2 separate regions of the Homo sapiens genome follow, and region 2 is linked to region 1. A link is a loop called in an ENCODE intact Hi-C map of the cell type or tissue named here. Cell type or tissue: endothelial cell of umbilical vein. All regions are shown on one strand. Each heading gives the region's core, and the rest is flanking DNA. Links, peaks and the distances in the headings are about the cores only.

Region 1 (8,046 bases), core at 1,772-4,271:
CCATCTAAGAAGTAAGCTATTGTGATATATTGAAACGATGGGATGGGGAATAAAGTCGGTGCAGGATAAGGTATTAGAAGACAGGGATTCCAAGTGGGCTTCAGTTTTCTCCCCTGGGAACTGGACTGGGAAACCTGTCTGGACCTTGGTGTTCCTTCTAGTACTGCTTCCCTCCAATTCAGGGACTTTGAGGATCTTGTAATCTGCTTTGGGCAGACCCCTGTGAAAAAGATGTAGAAGCCCCAGTGACAAGGGACGTGTGGAGCTGCCATGGTGTAGCCCTACGGAAGCAGGGCCAGAGTGCTCCCTGCTGTCACGGCAGCTCATCTTGCATGCTGGAAGTCAGGCTTTTCTGCCTAGGGATGGGGGTTTTCTTCCAAGGGTCAGGCTCAGAGGAAGCTGGCTTGGCCTCATCACCAGGAAAGAAAGGCATTTAAAAACAAAATCAGTGTTAGAGTTGAACCTTTTGGACTCCTCTCATCTCAAGATGGCAAGTAGATTTTGTGGGTTAAGTCCAAGCAGTTGCTACTGGCTGTAAGGAGTTCTCTGTTGAGGATTCTAAAGGGTGGCATGATTGATTGTTGGTGTCTGCCCTGGATGTAGAAGTGGGCAGTGGAGCTATGCATGCTGTCAATTTGGTACCCATGACCTCCTTATTTTATAGAGGGGCAGACAAGGCCTGAGGAAAGGATGAGAGTTGCCCAGGGTCACCCAGGAAGTTGGTGACATTTTCTTTCGTGTTATGAAGGGCCTACCACAACACCTACCTCCTACCTGCTTCTGAAAGTGTATGAAGGAGGGAAAGCTCTCCCAGGGACCTGGCTGGGGTGGGGTGCTGGTTAGAGCTTGCTTTTAAGTGAGCCCCTGCTGCAGTGTGCATTCGTTGTCCTGGTCACCGGGCATGGGGGAGTTAACGTGTTCCTGGGGCACTTGGCGGGGAGTGCTGGGTGCTGTGGTGCCCAGGGCCTCCTGAGTACTTCGCTAACCCAGCCTCGCTCCGGGCTCAGAGACGGGCTCTGTTGCTGAGTAGAAGAGTGTTCCTGTTCAGTCACCCAGTGCTGCGCCATGAGGGAGCCTCCCCGAGTCCACACTGGCCCTTTAATAGCCATCAGACAAACAATGTTCCCAGTGACACAAACATCATCCAAGGCACTTCCCGTGGGGGAGCCCGGGTCATGGACACACAGATGGCATTTGGCAGCTTCTCCTGCTGGAGTCAGGAGGGGCATCAGTGCCCAGGAGGCTGGCTGCCAAGTTCGCAATGGTTGCTGCTGCTTCCCTGCTGCCCAGAGAATTCCCTGTGCTGAGAAGGGTGTCTCTCACTCCGAGAAAGAAAGTCACTGCCATTGGAGCTGGTGCAGGGTTTGGGGGCAAGACCAAGAGCTTCCTTTTATAGTAAGAAGAGCAGAGATGATAGATACTAAACTTAATAACTTTGCTGGATAAAAGCAGAAATGAAAGAAAGGAAGTTAACAGACGCCTGCACCCATCTGACAGGCTGCAGGAACAGCTCTGTACAGCAGCCCCAAGAAGGAAGGGCAGACCACACTTGAGGTTTCAGGGGCTCCTCTAGGAGGAGGAGCAAACACAAGGCACTACCATTGCTCCTGCCGTGCCAAGGGCCTCCTGAGGACTTCGCTCACCCAGCCTCGCTCCGGGTTCATGGCAGTCCCATGTTCATGGCAGACACTGCGAATTGATTACTGTACATTGTCCAATGATGCACCTCAGAATCCTTCTCAACACAGTATGCCAAGAGGTCTCTGCCAGTCAGCTAGAATTGAAAAATTAGAAGTGGAAACCTACTTGCCATTCTTCTTGATGAAGATAAGGCAAGTTGGGTTTACAACAGTGAGAGCATCCAGCCCTTAGACTATTTCCTGGCTCTGAGAGATAAGGATGCCCGCATCCCATTATGGTGGTCCAGGTGTACTGTTAAGCAGTGGGTACTCTTTCCTATGCTGTGAAACCACTGGTCCTTAATCCTGAGGTGTTTACTAATGAGGGAGTCCAGGGAGAGCAGTAGGGGCCCAGAGACCCGAGACTTAACTGAGTTTCCTCAGTAGCAGTGCAGGAGACCGTGGAGGGAATGAGTGACCCAGACTTGACCCCTCTTCAGATGAGGGACAGGGACCAACTGGGTTATTCCCCGATAGTGGAGACCTGAAGAGGGGGATAATGGAATCTAAATATTCACAACTTACAGCATTTTGCAAGGTGCGCATGGAGCAGACACATTCCAGGGTGTCCTAGCCAATACGGAGAAGTCTCCAGGAGGGGATTTCAACTCAGTAAAAGGAAGGACTTCGTGTGATCATGGGAACTGTTTGGTAACTGGACATAAGCCTGTGAGGGAGTGAGTTCCCCGTCCTGACATAGGTGATCAGGGAGGGTCACTGGACAAAGTGCAGGAGCGGGAGTCAAGGATGAGATAGATGGGAGACTGGATTCTGCAAGGATGTTTCTAGGCAGCAAGCTTTCAGGACCGAGGTACAGAGGTGTTCTCACACACATAGGGCAGCCCAGAGAGCCAGGAAAAGAGGAGGAAGGAGCTCCAACCAGGAGGCAGCAGCCAGGCTATGGCGCTGGAAGGAGCAGCAGAAGAGCTTGACAGTCATTCAGACACAGCCACGTGGGTTTCAGCCTGTGACAGACCCAGGCAGCGTAGGTGCCAGGTCCTGCTTCATCGTGCCAGCTGATAGTTCGTTTCCTGTTTCAATAGGTTGTTGGCAGGGCCTCACACAAGAGCCTGCCAGAACCAACACTCAGCTCTTTGCTGCAGCCACTCGGAAAGGAGGAGTTCTGGCCACCCTCCCAGGCGCGTCCTGTCTCTGCTACTGACGCTTCCTCTTGGGGTCTGAAGGGTTAGAGGGTCCCTGTTAGAAAGGGCCCTTGGGCTGTAAGTCAAGAGCCCAGGGTTTACCCTACTGTGGGGACTTGAATAAGCCCCTTAACTTCTCTAAGCCACCGTGTCTTGAATGGTCAGTAGGTAGAATAAAAGTCTGCCCCTCTTTCCAGTAGAATTGTTGGGGGCAGAGTGACGTAATAGGTATGGAAGTGTTTTTAACGGGACAAAAAACGTAAAACCAGTACCACTGCTATTAGCTGGAACCTCAGGACATTGATGCCTCTGGGGTTACCTCTAGAGTGACAGGAACCTAAAAGGCCAAGGTTTTCAAACATTTGTTTTTGCTCAATACCTCCTAAAAGAATTTTGAAAACTGTATATTCTTTTTCACATGTTTGAGTTGCCATCTAACATTTTTATCCAAAGTTTAAATCATTGCAAAGGATATAATTTCCAGGATATTGTGTAAAAAAAAAAAAAAGGTGGCATTTTGGAAATAAAACTGTGAACCAATTTTCAAAATGTATCCAAGGGAATCCAAACACTACCACTATTTGATATCCACCATCATCACTTCAAAAACATATGAACAAGCCTATCTTTAACAGTCAGAAATTTTACATCTTTCCTTTTTCTCCTTGAGCTCATATTTCCAGTCCACTGCCCCCACAGGGTTTTATCCTAATGTAAAATATATTTTTTATGCTTGAAAGTCTTTTATTGATCACTGTTTCACACTCATCACCATAACAAGATGTACATAAATTGAAATTGAAATTTCTAAAAAAAAAAAAAATTTCCTGGGATCATAAAGCTCTACATTCTCCAACATTTTTTTTTTCCAGATTGAGTTGTTATTAGCATACAATTCATCAAAAACAAATTTAGGTAAATAGTAAATGTAAAAGTAAAAAATTATTGAAAATGCATCTCTTAATGAAATGGATAGGGCTTCATTTCTTTCTCAATTGGCTCATGTATCTCTGAATTAATATTTCTTATTGCTAGAAGGAGACAAGATTCGACATTAATTTAATTCCTATCTTTTGGTTTTTGTAGGTCTAAGTGCTTAGAAAGCTCAGTCACATATGTAAGTAGCTGGCAGTGGATAGAGTTTTGTTTTAGCAGTGTCACTCAATTCTTTGAATTCCTTCCAAGTTGTATGCCAGAAATCACACAGGGGTCTATCATCAGATGATATTTTTAATGGTCTCTTCGCTGACAACTCCATTATATCCTCCTCTAATTTTGTTGAGAGCAGAGAGTTGGAAGTCACCCGATTCAAAAAAGGAGTTGTTCCTGGTCATTAGATCCACTCACTTTCTGAGCCCGACACCAGTATTGTAGGGTCACCTCTTTGCTTGGAGCCCCAGGGTTTTCATCTCTTGGGGCAGGCACCGTGGTAGGATTAGGGGTGGGTGAAAGGATCGTCTTTTGTTTGTAACGTGGCACAAGGGTGAAGGTGAGAGTGGGAAGAACCAGCGAGTGGGGCCTCCCACCTGCCAGATTCTCTGGCACATTGATTTTAGGAAAGAACACATTTAGAAGCTGATGATTCTCTTAAGGCTGTGTGGACCTACTTACCCCTTGGGCAGCCACCACACACCCCCAGGAGATTTGTGCTTCACTCAGAAGACCCTGCTCCAGAGGACATTTGGTTTGAGGCCAAGCCCCAGAGCCTCAGGAAACCCACTTGTCCATGACTTCCCTGTTCAGATCCCCTGTCATTCGGCAAGCCCTGGACCCAGCTCCTGTTGCATGTTTGAACAGAGAGGGCTGGACACACTCCTGAACATTTGTTCTCTGAACAGTGGCTCCTGAGACGCTCTGAGCTAAATATGGGACTGTCCATTGTAAGGAACCAGCCTTCTGTCCCTACCCTTGCGTTTTTCTTCTCTCATTCACCAGCTTTGGATTTCTATCTTGTCACATTTTGTGTATTGTGAAAGGTGCCCGAGCTTCTCTAGACCTGGCTGGGTGCAAAGGGTTGCTACCCCACATTCTTTCTCAGAAGCCTGCATCCTCTCCTAGGCATCTTCCCAGCGTCCCCCTCTGTGACTTCAGGAACTAGACCCCCTGTCCTCGCCTGGTCTGTCTGATGCTCTGGGAGGGAGCTAAGCCAGGTGTTTAGGGAAAGTGCTCAGTGGGAGCTGTGAACTCGGATTAGTTGGGATGGCGACTGTTGCATCACTTGTGATAGCAGGAATGGGAAGAGGAAAAGTCCGCTCCTGCCTCCTGTGTGCTGGCAAGCCCTGCCAGCCATCCCTGGGAGCAGTCCCAGGGCTCTCAATAGGGCACTCTGGGGAGTCCTGTGGCAGCACCAGACATAGTGGGGGGCTCTGCTGCCCTGTAGCATTTAAGGAAAGTGCCATGACTGAAAGGAACACACAGCTTGCCTGACATCCAGCAGGTGACCTGGGGTGGTGGCAGTAGCATGGCTCTGGATCCCCAAGGCCTACTTTGAGCCCAGTTCCTTGCCAGCCACTAGCCAAGCTGATGCTCATCCTTGCGACGGATGTTGAGTTGCCAGCCTCATGAGGACTTCTGGGAAGATGGTGGACGGAAATGAGACCTGGTAAAGGTTCTCTCTCTCTCTTTCTTTTTTTTTTCTTCTTCTTCCTCTTCTTTCTTCTTCTTCTTTTTTCTTCTTTCTTTCTTTTTTTTGAGATAGGGTCTTACTCTGTTGCCCAGGCTGGAGTGCAGTGGCATAATCACAGCTCACTGCAGCCTCGACCTCCAGGGCTCAAGTGTTCCTCTCACCTCAGCCTCCCAAGTAGCTGGGACTACAGGTGTGCTCCACCATGCCCAGCTAATTTTTGTGTTTTCTGTAGAGATGGGGGTCTTGCTGTGTTGCCCAGGCTGGTCTTGAACTCATGAACTCAAGTGATCTGCCTGCCTTGGCCTCCCAAAATGCTGAGATTCACCGCGCACAGCCCACAAGCACCATTTCTTCCTGGTGCTTTCCAAGAAGCTAGTTGTGTGGCTTGGGAGCAAATCAGATCTGACCGACCTCTGGTGCTATTCGTTGCCCCTCTGGTCCTCACTTTCCTCATCTGAAAAATGGGGATAATAATCACCTTTACCTGCTGGAATTGTGAGGATGAACTGAGCTGGTGTGAGAAACCCCTGAGCCAGGACCCCGAGCCCACTAACTGGCTGCATGAACTGGGCGAAATGCTGCACACAGCTGCCCTAGCCTCTGCTTCCTCACCCATGCAGTGGGGCAGAGGTCAGTCTGCATGGAAACATTGCAGATGAAGTGAGCCCAGACAGGTGGTGATGGTGATAGCCATGGTTCATAGAGGAAAAAAGTGGCTGGGATGAACAGAAGAGGGAGCGTGCTGGGCAGGGAGCCAGGCGTCGGGGCTGAGGACTGCCTGAGCTGAGTCCCCAAGAAGGCCCTCCTTGCACCACTGCATCAGTCTGGGTCTGTGGTGGCCACAGGCCAGGGGGATGCATGGACACTGCACCCGTGGGGCACATGTCCTTGGAGGGTGATTTTGCTGGAGGGTTTTTGGGTAGAAATTGTGTGTTCTAACCATATGTTGAATCAGAATATAGAGAAAACACAAAACTGAATTCAGGGAGCTGTTGACCCATGGCTGCTGTATTCTGCCATGTGCCAGCCTCCCTGGGGAACATGTGGATGCCCCTTGGCCAGCACAAGGTTTTTAACGAAGAGGTAGGCAGTGTGATCTTGTCCACGCTTCTCAAAGTGCAGCCAACTTCGCCCCTTCCCTAACCTTCCAGGCATTCTCCAACTTTAAGGGCTCTTTCTGATTTCTTACGTAATTCAGATGGAAAAGCGCCCGAAGGCAGCCCCCACGGTGGATCTGTGCGAAGCCGGTATTCAGGGACCTGGATTTTTGACCAAGCATTGAGATATGCATCTGGTACGTGATGGCCAAGGGGTAGTGCCTGATCCGGGGCCAGTATGGGTGGGGGCACAGCTGGACACAGCCATCAGTTACAGACCTGAGTAAGCAGGCCCCTGTTAGCATCTCAGGGTCAAGAGGGGCCACCTTCTTCATCCCCTGTCCTGGCTACATGTGAGCAAATCTGACTGGGACCCTGGAAGTACTGGACTACTGGAGGGACGATAGAGCATGTGGAAATCTGGACGCCTAGAATGTCCAGAGCATTTTGGCAGCACTTCCTATGGGCCGCAACTCTGAAACAGGCCAAGGGGACAAAAGGGTTCCAAGCCAAATGTGTTTGGGAGACCCTGGGTTAAACAGTAGCTGACCTCTCTCCCTGCAGGACTTCGCAGGGCCTGCGGCTGCCCCTGTGCAGTGGCCTCCCCAGGACAGGCCACGCCACGAGGTCTCCCTCATGCACTCTTGGCCATGGTCCTCTTTTTGCTGGGGTGCATTCAGGAAGTTGGGTTCCAAAGAATAAACTTCGGAAAATGCTGCTAGTAACAGCAGCTGACCTGTATCGTGTGCCTGCTGTGGACCAGGCCCTGTGCTAAGGAGCCACCACGTTATCCCTCACAACCCGTTCCCCTGAGGGGTGTACAGTGTTACAGGGAGGAAACCTGAGGTGTGGGTGGTTCCATGACTTGTCCAGGGCTCCCTCTGCTGGGATGTGGTGAGCCAGGGTTTGCACCCAGGTTTGCTGGCATCACTGCACTGAGGGCTGCCCCTCTAGTGAACTCTCCCCATGCCCCACCTCTCACCTCCCTGGCCCCATCACAAAGGGGAACCTGAAGCCCAGAGTCGGGCTGAGCGAGGCGCAGGTGGGGGCCCTGGGCTTTAGGCTGTGCGAGGGGCAGGCGGGGCCCTGGGTTTTAGGCTGATCGAGGGGCAGGCGGGGCCCTGGGTTTTAGGCTGAGCTAGGGGCAGGCGGGGCCCTGGGTTTTAGGCTGAGCGAGGGGCAGGTGGGGCCCTGGGCTTTAGGCTGAGCGAGGCGCAGGCGGGGCCCTGGGTTTTACGCTGCATGAGGGGCAGGCTCAGGGTCCCTCCTACCAGCACACAGTGCTCAGTCCAGAGACTCCGTGTGCCAGACAGGCTGCCTCACTCTGCACTGGGGGTCAGGAGCCAGCCGAGGAGAGGCTGAGGAGCCATCATGCCCCCCATGACTCCTTCTGTGGGGTGACACCTGCAGGCAAGGCTGCATGTGCCCACAGCTCTCCCACAGCTTGGGGTGAACTCCATACTGCCTGCCAATCAGGCCTTGACTTGGCTGTAAACAGTATC
Region 2 (8,046 bases), core at 2,215-4,714, 65 kb before region 1:
ATTTCTGTTTTTAGCAATTTCTTTTGATTCTCTCTTAGTTTCCATCTCTCTGCTTATATTATCAGCAGTTCTTGCATGTTGTCCACCTTTTCCATTAGAGCACTTTGTGTATTTTTTACTGGTATTTTAAATTCCCAAATCTGCACTGTAGCTCATGCTTGTAATCCCAGCATTTTGGAAGGCCAAGATGGGTGGATCGCTTGAGCTCAAGAGTTCAAGACCAGCCTGTGCAACATGGTGAAACCCTGTCTTTACAAAAAATACAAAAATTAGCTGAGTATGGTGGCATGTGCCTATAGTCTCAGCTACTCAGGAGGCTGAGGTGGGAGGATCACTTGAGCCTGGGAGGCAGATGTTACAATGAGCTGAGATCGCACCCCTGCACTCCAGCCTGGGCAACAGAATGAGACCCTGTCTCAAAAATAAATAAATAAAAAGTAAATAAATTCCCAAGTCTATGTCATATCCGAGTCTGGTTCTGATGCCTCTTACTGTAGCTGTTCAGTTTTTTGCCTTTTAACATGCCTTATAATTTTTTGTTGAAAGCTGGACATGTTGTATCTAGTAGTAGGTACAGAGGTAATCAGCATTTTAATGTGAGGTTTAAAGCCTTGCATGATGTATTAGGTAAAAGGAACTGAGGTAAATAGGCCTTTAGTGTGAGGTTTTATGTTTATCAGGCTAGGAATTAGGCTGTGTTTACAATTTATTGTAGCTGTCAGTGTCAGAGGCTAAAATTTCCTCTCTGGTCCTTGTTTTTGTCTCACCTGTTGTCTTTGGGTTTCTTTAGAGATTCCTTAAATAGTGACCAATCCTTGTAGTTCTTTCAGCTGTGATCCCATTAGCATACAGGAGTCCTGTTGATGTGGTGCTAAGGACTGGGCGAGGGGTAGTGTTCTAGAATCCTCTCATTGGTTCTCAGTCTTTTAGTGGGCCTGTGCCCCTGTGTCGTGACCTTTACATGTGCTTGTGAAATTTTTCTTTAACCCCTTAGGTGAGACAGGAAGGCTAGAGGAGTCTGGAGTTGGATATTTTCCTTTCCCTTGTGTTGAAAACTAGAGGGGTTGGAGAAGGACATTTCCCTTCCCCCATATCAATCAGACCCTGGTAAAACCCACTTTGGTTAGACCCTAGTAAATAGTTTCCCTTGAGGGCAGGCTTTTGTTGAATAGAACAGTATGTTCTGCAGGTATTTCAAAATGTTACTTTGTCCCTACCCCACCATGAGGAGATTTTTCTTCCATCTTAACTCTGAGAAGCTGGTGAAGCTCATGGAAGTTTTCGTCTTTCAAGCGAGTTCATCAGCTTGTCTTAAGTTGCAATTCTCTTTATTTGCTGTCTCTCCACTTTTAGGGGCAGTGGTTTGCTCTGTGACCTCAGTTCTCTGATGGATCTAAAAAGTTGTTTAGTTTCAGTTTGTTAAGGTTTTTTTCTTGTTACGAGGCATGGAGTGACAGCCTCCAAGCTCTTTACATGTTGGAATGGAAACCAGAAGTTTGTATCATCTCTTTTTGAAAATCTCTTTGTACTTCAGTTTGGATAGTTCCTATTGAACTCTTCCAATGCAGTGATTTTTGTTTTTTATCAGCTATATCCAGCTACTGATGAGCTCATTAAAGGCATTCTCCATTTCTGTTGCTGTGTATCTGATTTCTTGTGTTTTCGTTTCATTCTTTCCTATAGTTTCCATCTCTTTGCTTATGTTAACCATCTGTTTTTGGATGTTGTCTAATTTTTCCATTAGAACCCTAAACATATTAATCGTAGTTATTTACAATTGCTTATCTGACAGTTCCAAAGTCTGTGTCATATCTAAGCCAGTTCTGATGTCTGCTGTCTCTCTTCAGGTTGTGTTTCTTTCCTTGCCTTTTAGAATACCATGTAATTTTTTTGTTGAAAGCCAGACCTGACGTATCTATTAATAGAAACAGAGGTCATGAGGATATTAGTGTGAAGTTTTATGTTTATGTGGCTAGGAACTGTTCTGTGTTTAATGTTCGCTGTAGCTGGAGATGCCAGAAGCTTCAATTTCCTCTTTTCTTTGTTTTTTGTTTTCTCTCCCTTTTCCTGTTGTCTTTAGATTTCCCTAGAAACTCCTTCTTAAATAGAATCTGTGTCTTGCAGCTGTCTCATTTGTAATCCACTCTTATTATATTGGAGTCTTTTTGATGTGGTTAAGTATTAGGGAGAGGAAGTAGTCTATACTCTCATGATTCAATCTCAATTATTATTATTTTTTAAGTGGGCCTGCATCCCTGGGCTGTGATCTTCAGAAAAATTTCATAGCCTTTTCTTCTCCCTTTATGTGAGATAGGAAGGCTCGACAGGCTGGAGTTGTCCAGTTGTCCTTCCCTTAGGTCAGATAAGTCTGTGGTAAGGTAGATTCTTTCAAGGGCAGGCCTTTGCTCTGGAGAACAGCACACTCTATGCTATTTCAGAATGATCACTTTTCCCCTGGTGTATTTTAAATGGTTATTTTCCACCCCCAACTCCACATTCATCTCACTGAAGGACAATGGGATTATTGTCTAATCTCCACCATGAGAACCTGTTCAAGCTCCTGGAGTTAAAATCTATGAAAATGTGATGACTCCCCTAAGACTGGACCCCAGATTTTAACTCTCAAGCTAGTGCATACTCAGCTTCTAGCAGCTAAGTCAGTTACTGTTTAAACGTTCCTACCAGTTACCAGCCCCAGCCACTGCAGCTCCTGGTAAGCTGTATTTCTCTGCAGTTGACTGTCTCTGCAGATTTCAGGGTGGTTTGCTCTGTGGCCTCAATCCTCTGATATATCTAAGAAAACTTGTTGATTTTCAGTTTTTGCAGCTTTTTTCTTGTTGTAAGGATGGGAGTGATGACTTCCAAGCTCTGTACATATCAGGGCTGAAATTGAAAGTCCTCACCTGGTAGGTGTTGATGTTCTCCTATTTCAAAACTCTGCTGGAGGCTGTGGCACCCTTAAATTAGCTGGGAGACAGGGATACAGTAAGGGCTGTGGTTTGCTTAGTATCCCTGCCTCTTGTCAGGGACAAATGTTGGGTGGACCAAGCTGGGCTGGGAATCCTGAATTCAGGTCTGAAATGTGCTCTCTGGGCCTCAGTTTTCCCAGCTTTATAGTGGGGATAAGGCCAAAGCTCTTCCAGTACTCTATGCTTTAGTGACAATAACATAACCTTTAGTTCACTTGTTACCCGAGATAAGGAAATGGTTTTGGAATGAGTTGGTGTTTCATGGCAGTACTTCCCGATGCCAGCTTTGTCTTTATTGTTGCTTTAAATAACAAAATGGCTTTCTAATAAGAAGAGTGGAAATAGCAGTCATCACATGACATTGTATGAATAACCAGTAACTCAGAGCTTGTTTATCTTGGCTTTTTCCCCCATGATGAATGTGTTTTTAAAAGCATTTCCTCTGATAACAGCCTTGGCCTATAGGGCTTTCACGTGTTCTGGGAGGAGTGGAGTGGTCCTAGGTTGTGATAAACCAATGGCCCTCATTCATTCCTCCTTGTTTGCAAAGGAGACCTAGTGTTACACGTTGTCTGTAGGTTCTGAAGCCAAAACATGGGGAAATTGCCTCGCTTCTGGAATTTCCCCCAAGTTTTTTGGGGAAACTGAAATGTATGTCAAGGTTACCTTTTACTCATTTTCTTAGATGTTACTTAAGTCATTTAGGGGCAGGAAAAGCGTTGCACATGCTTTGTTTGCTCATAAAACTTTCATGTTGGGTTTATACATTTAAAACTAGTTAGTTTAAATCATAGTCCCAGTTCTACTACTTGAATTCCCTTAAAAATGTTTAGTTGTAGATATGCATTGAGCTTCATGATGGGAAACTTCATAGGTTTAGGGGGCGCCTATTTTTTTTTAAACTTGTTCAAAAAAAGCAGGCTTGTCCTTGAATGGATAAGAAATTATTGCCATTTTAGGCAAACAAACTCAGAGGTGTAATTTCTATTTTTAAGGCTGTTTCCCAGCATGTGGCCTGGTGCCCCGTGAAGATGAAGTGCTCATTAATGTTTGTTGAATGAAGTAGTCAGTGCAGTAACGTACTCACATTTCTGTCCTTTAAAGTTTGACAAGAAGGTGCCTAGAAGCGAAGGAGGCTCTGATTCCTTGCCTTCCTCGCTCAGCAGTGGTCTTTCTTTTGAATCAATGGCATTGCTGCTGGGGGCAACAGTGGTAGCTGTTGGTGCCTCTGGTGTTGGTATTGAACTGTCACTTTTCTGGGCTCAGGACTGTGATGATCCAACAGGATCAGTTTTTCACATAAAACTATTTCTCTTTTCTGGATTTTAGCCTTATTCGGGGGCAGCAAAGGAAGTAAAGGCCAATAAGCACCTGACAATATTTTTACATTAAATTGTGTGATAATTACTCCCCCTTCATTAGAATACTGGGGGAAATACTGAAATTTACTTGGAGTTTTACTTTTTTAGGATAGAATTCAGGGAGAATAGTTAGATATAGAAGAAATAGGAAAGACTGGACACAGGAATACACCATTCACTGTTTTTCTGGATGGTATGTTGAGTAAGGGCAGAGAGGTGCTGTGGAGTGGGCAGAAGTGGGGAGTGAATGATGGCCTGATTGCCAAGGAGCCACCTTCTGTCACTAATTCAGTGATAAGCATGGAACACCTGCTGTGTACTCAGCATAGAGGCATGAGGTGGTCCCTGCCCTGAGCACACTCGTGTCGGGGAGATGGCAGTTTAGGAGCGTGGGGCAGGAGTGTTGAAGATTGAGTAGGAGGTCTTCAGATGAATAGGACAGGAGCCTTTGAGGCAGAAGGGACAGCATGTGCCCCAGGCTCAAAGTCAGGGAGTGGAGGGCACAGAGATTTGAAGTTGTGTTGGATACCAGGGGCGTGTTGAGAGATGAGGCTTGCGACTCCAGATGGGCAGGTTTAATGCTTGGCTGGGTTGGAATTTCATCTTGGGAGTGATGAAGTGTCAGGGGAAGGTTTAGGTGTGGGAAGGACCAGATCAGGCTCACGTTTTAGATTTGGGCTGATACAGTAGCCACAAGCCACATGGGGCTGTTGAGCCCTTGAAACTTGGCTAGTCCAAATCGAGATGTGCTGTAAGTGTAAAATACGTACCACATTCCGAAGACTTAGTATGAAAGATTGTAAAACATCACTAATAATTATTTCAGTATTGATAGGTTGAAATAACATTTTGATACATCGGTTTAAAAAATACAATAGTAAAATTAATTTCACTGTTTCTTTTTACTTTTTTAAATGTGTCTACTAGAAGATTTAACATTGCATATGTGGCTCATATTTTATTCCTGTTGGACAATGCTGTTCTCTACTCCTTGGGCTGAGGGAAGGCTGTATAGTGTAGTGATTGATTCATTCATTTGTGAATTCATTTATTCAACATGTATTTATAGATCGTCTGCTGTGGGCTGGGGCCTGTTGTGGGCATTGGGAATATAGCAGTGAATAAGATAAGACTCCTGCCCTGACAACTAAATGATGAATGGAATTCAGATACTGTTAAGTGCTGCGAAGAAAAAGGAAACGGATTTGGGATAGACAGGGGCAGGTAATGGAGTGGAGGGCTATTTGAGTTTGGGAGTCAGGAAAGACCTCTCTGATAAACAGAGGCGTGCATGAAATGAGGAAGCAAACCTTGCAATTGGTGGGGAACAGCATTCTAGGTGAGGGAACAGTGAGTGCAAAGGTTGGAATGAGCAGTAGAAAGGCCACAGTGGCTAGATGGAGATGAGGGGGTGCGGCTGGTTAGGCAGGGGTAGCCAGGTCACGGAGGGTCATGGAGGCCACTGGGAAGGGGTTGGAGGATTTTATAAGGTTTTGAGCAGAGGTGTTGACAGGATCCAATTTACATTTTAAGAGGATCCCCTGGCTGCTATGAGGGAAAGAATGGAAATTAGAAGACTGGTTGGGAAACTTAGAGGGAGCCCAGGTGAAATGTGATGCTGGTTTGGAAGAGAGGACAGTAGAGAGGTGGTGGAGAGAGAGTGAGGAGAGGCTACGTTGAATGAATGTCGATGTCAGACCAGCAGGACTTCCTGGCTTCCTTGGATGTGGAGCATGAAGGAATTGAGGCTAACCCCAGTCTAGGTATTGGCCTGAGCGCTGGGTGATTGGGAGCACCATTGCTAGATGGGGTGAGACTCTGAGGACCAGGTATAGGGGGAGTGGGGTGGAGGTGTGGAATGGGAGCCATTAGGTGAATTTTAAGATGCCTCTGAGGTGCCCCAGTGCTGATGTTATGTAAGCTGTTGGATGTAAGTCTGGAGCGCAGGCGAGCAGTGGTCAGGGCTGAATATTAAATTGCTGGATCATCTGCATATAGATGGCATTTAATAGTGAGACTTGACAGCTCACCTAGGGAATAAGCCTCAGACTCGGGGAGAGGAGGAGGAACCGGTCAATGGACCAAGGAGCAACCAGCGAGGTGGGAAGATGCCAGAGGGGTCTTCAAAGCCAGGAAGAAAGGAGAGATCAAGCATGTCAGCTAAGATGAGATCTGAGGAATGTCCACTGGGTTTGGCAGCACTGGGCACTGGTGACTTTGGGAAGATGACTTCAGTGGAGTCCTGTTGGGGCAGAGCTGGCTAATTTGAGAGGAATGGAATCAACAGAATGGGAACTGAGGTAGAGCCAGTCAGCGTAGGTGCATTTTGAGTTTGCTCTAAAGAGGAACAGAGTTAGGGGCATGTTCCCTAGTGCTGACATCACAGTCTGTTGCTATGCTGTGGAAAGCCTCTGGTCGGGAAGGGAAAACTGATGTTGCAGGAGAGCAGGGAAATTGCCAGCTCAGTGACCTCGGGTCCAAGCCAAGAGAAAGAAGTACAATTCCACTGGGGCAGCACGCAGGAAGAGTGACTTTAGAGTGCATTAGATCTGGTGGTGGGGAGATGAGTAGTTTTCTCCTGATTGCTTCTATTTTCTCAGGGAAAGTAGCTGTTAGTGGAGAGCAGGTTGTTTGAGGTTTGAGGAGAGAGGCGAAAGTCTCAAATGCCCATCTAGGATCATGAATTGAGGAGGGAAATTGTTGGGCTGTACTAAGGGCCCACTGGAGGTTTGTGGTCACACATTTAAAGTCAGACAATCCACATGGTTTTGTGTGTTCTTCCAGTGTGGGGTAGGCAAGGAGTTGACTTGGGGTTTTGCCAGAGAATAAAAGGAGAGAGAGGTCTAAAGATGGAAAGATTAGGCAAAGGGGCAATCATTGTGATGGGCTTGGTCTTGGCTGGGGAGGGATAGCAGTGGGGGAGGGGCATGGCAGGGCAAGGGTGACAGGGTGGTGGATTGCAGCTCCTGTGGGGGCCAGGATTGGTGGAAGGGTCTGGGAGTCAGGAGACAGGATGCTTGAAATTGAGATCATGGCATGGTGGTGTCATTGCTAAGGACAAGGTCTAGGGTGTTACCTGGGAGCAGGGGTTGAGCTGGTGGGCTGGGGACAGGGGAGAGAAAGGGGACTGAAAGAAAGGAGATCCAAGAACTGATTGATCAGAGTCAGATGAGTTGTTAGTATAGCCAAAATTGAAGACAGAAGTAATGGCGGCAGGAAAGTCAGTGAGCCAGGGGCCCAACTCACGGGCACACGGTGTCTAGATGATGCCACTAGGCTGGTGGGAGGGGTTGTCTGGTGGAGGGTGTGCTGGGCTTGATGGACTTAGACTTCAGGCTGCTGCTGTTTGGAAGGAAGTTAGAGGGTCCATGCTGTAGAGATGGCAAGGAGTGGTGAGGGGGATACTCACCCTCTGGGGTGCCCCAGGCCCAGCCTCAGGTCTGCCACCCACTGGTTGATCTTGGGCAGGTGACTCTTCCTCATCTGCAGAGTGTAGATGACAATTACACGAACCTCCTCTGTGGATTGTGAGGAGTAAATGGACAAAACACATGGAACGCGCTGAAGCCCGTGTTCGGTTTATGGAAAGCACCACAGACTGGTCGCTCTTTTCACCAAAGCACATCTGTCCTTACATGGGGAAGATTCATTTCTAGAGAGAGATTTGCAAATGTGTTCCCCAAAATGGGATTGTTGGAGTGAGAATATAGCCTCCC

The links. A loop is a pair of places that touch in the nucleus more often than their neighbours do. Peaks named below come from ENCODE experiments on the same cell type or tissue, not always from the same donor. Only the 100,000 strongest peaks of a DNase experiment are listed, where the experiment ranks them.
Region 2: it touches region 1 in a loop (3-fold over the local background); 5 of 110 quality-filtered maps call a loop at or near these places.

The regions. Positions count from the first base shown.
Region 1 is chr9:113,991,614-113,999,659 of GRCh38, forward strand. ZNF618 (zinc finger protein 618) reads left to right here. Exons shown (of 15, transcript NM_001318042.2): 4 at 6,646-6,741. Among named protein-coding and RNA genes, the nearest start is that of AMBP, 83 kb to the right of the region's middle. In endothelial cell of umbilical vein, for the core only: no CTCF peak of the experiment used is centred there; a DNase peak (open chromatin) is centred at 2,728; H3K27ac peaks cover 1,108 bases.
Region 2 is chr9:113,926,595-113,934,640 of GRCh38, forward strand. The region is part of intron 1 of ZNF618 (zinc finger protein 618); the gene reads left to right. Among named protein-coding and RNA genes, the nearest start is that of ZNF618, 54 kb to the left of the region's middle. In endothelial cell of umbilical vein, for the core only: no CTCF peak of the experiment used is centred there; a DNase peak (open chromatin) is centred at 3,347; H3K27ac peaks cover 2,330 bases.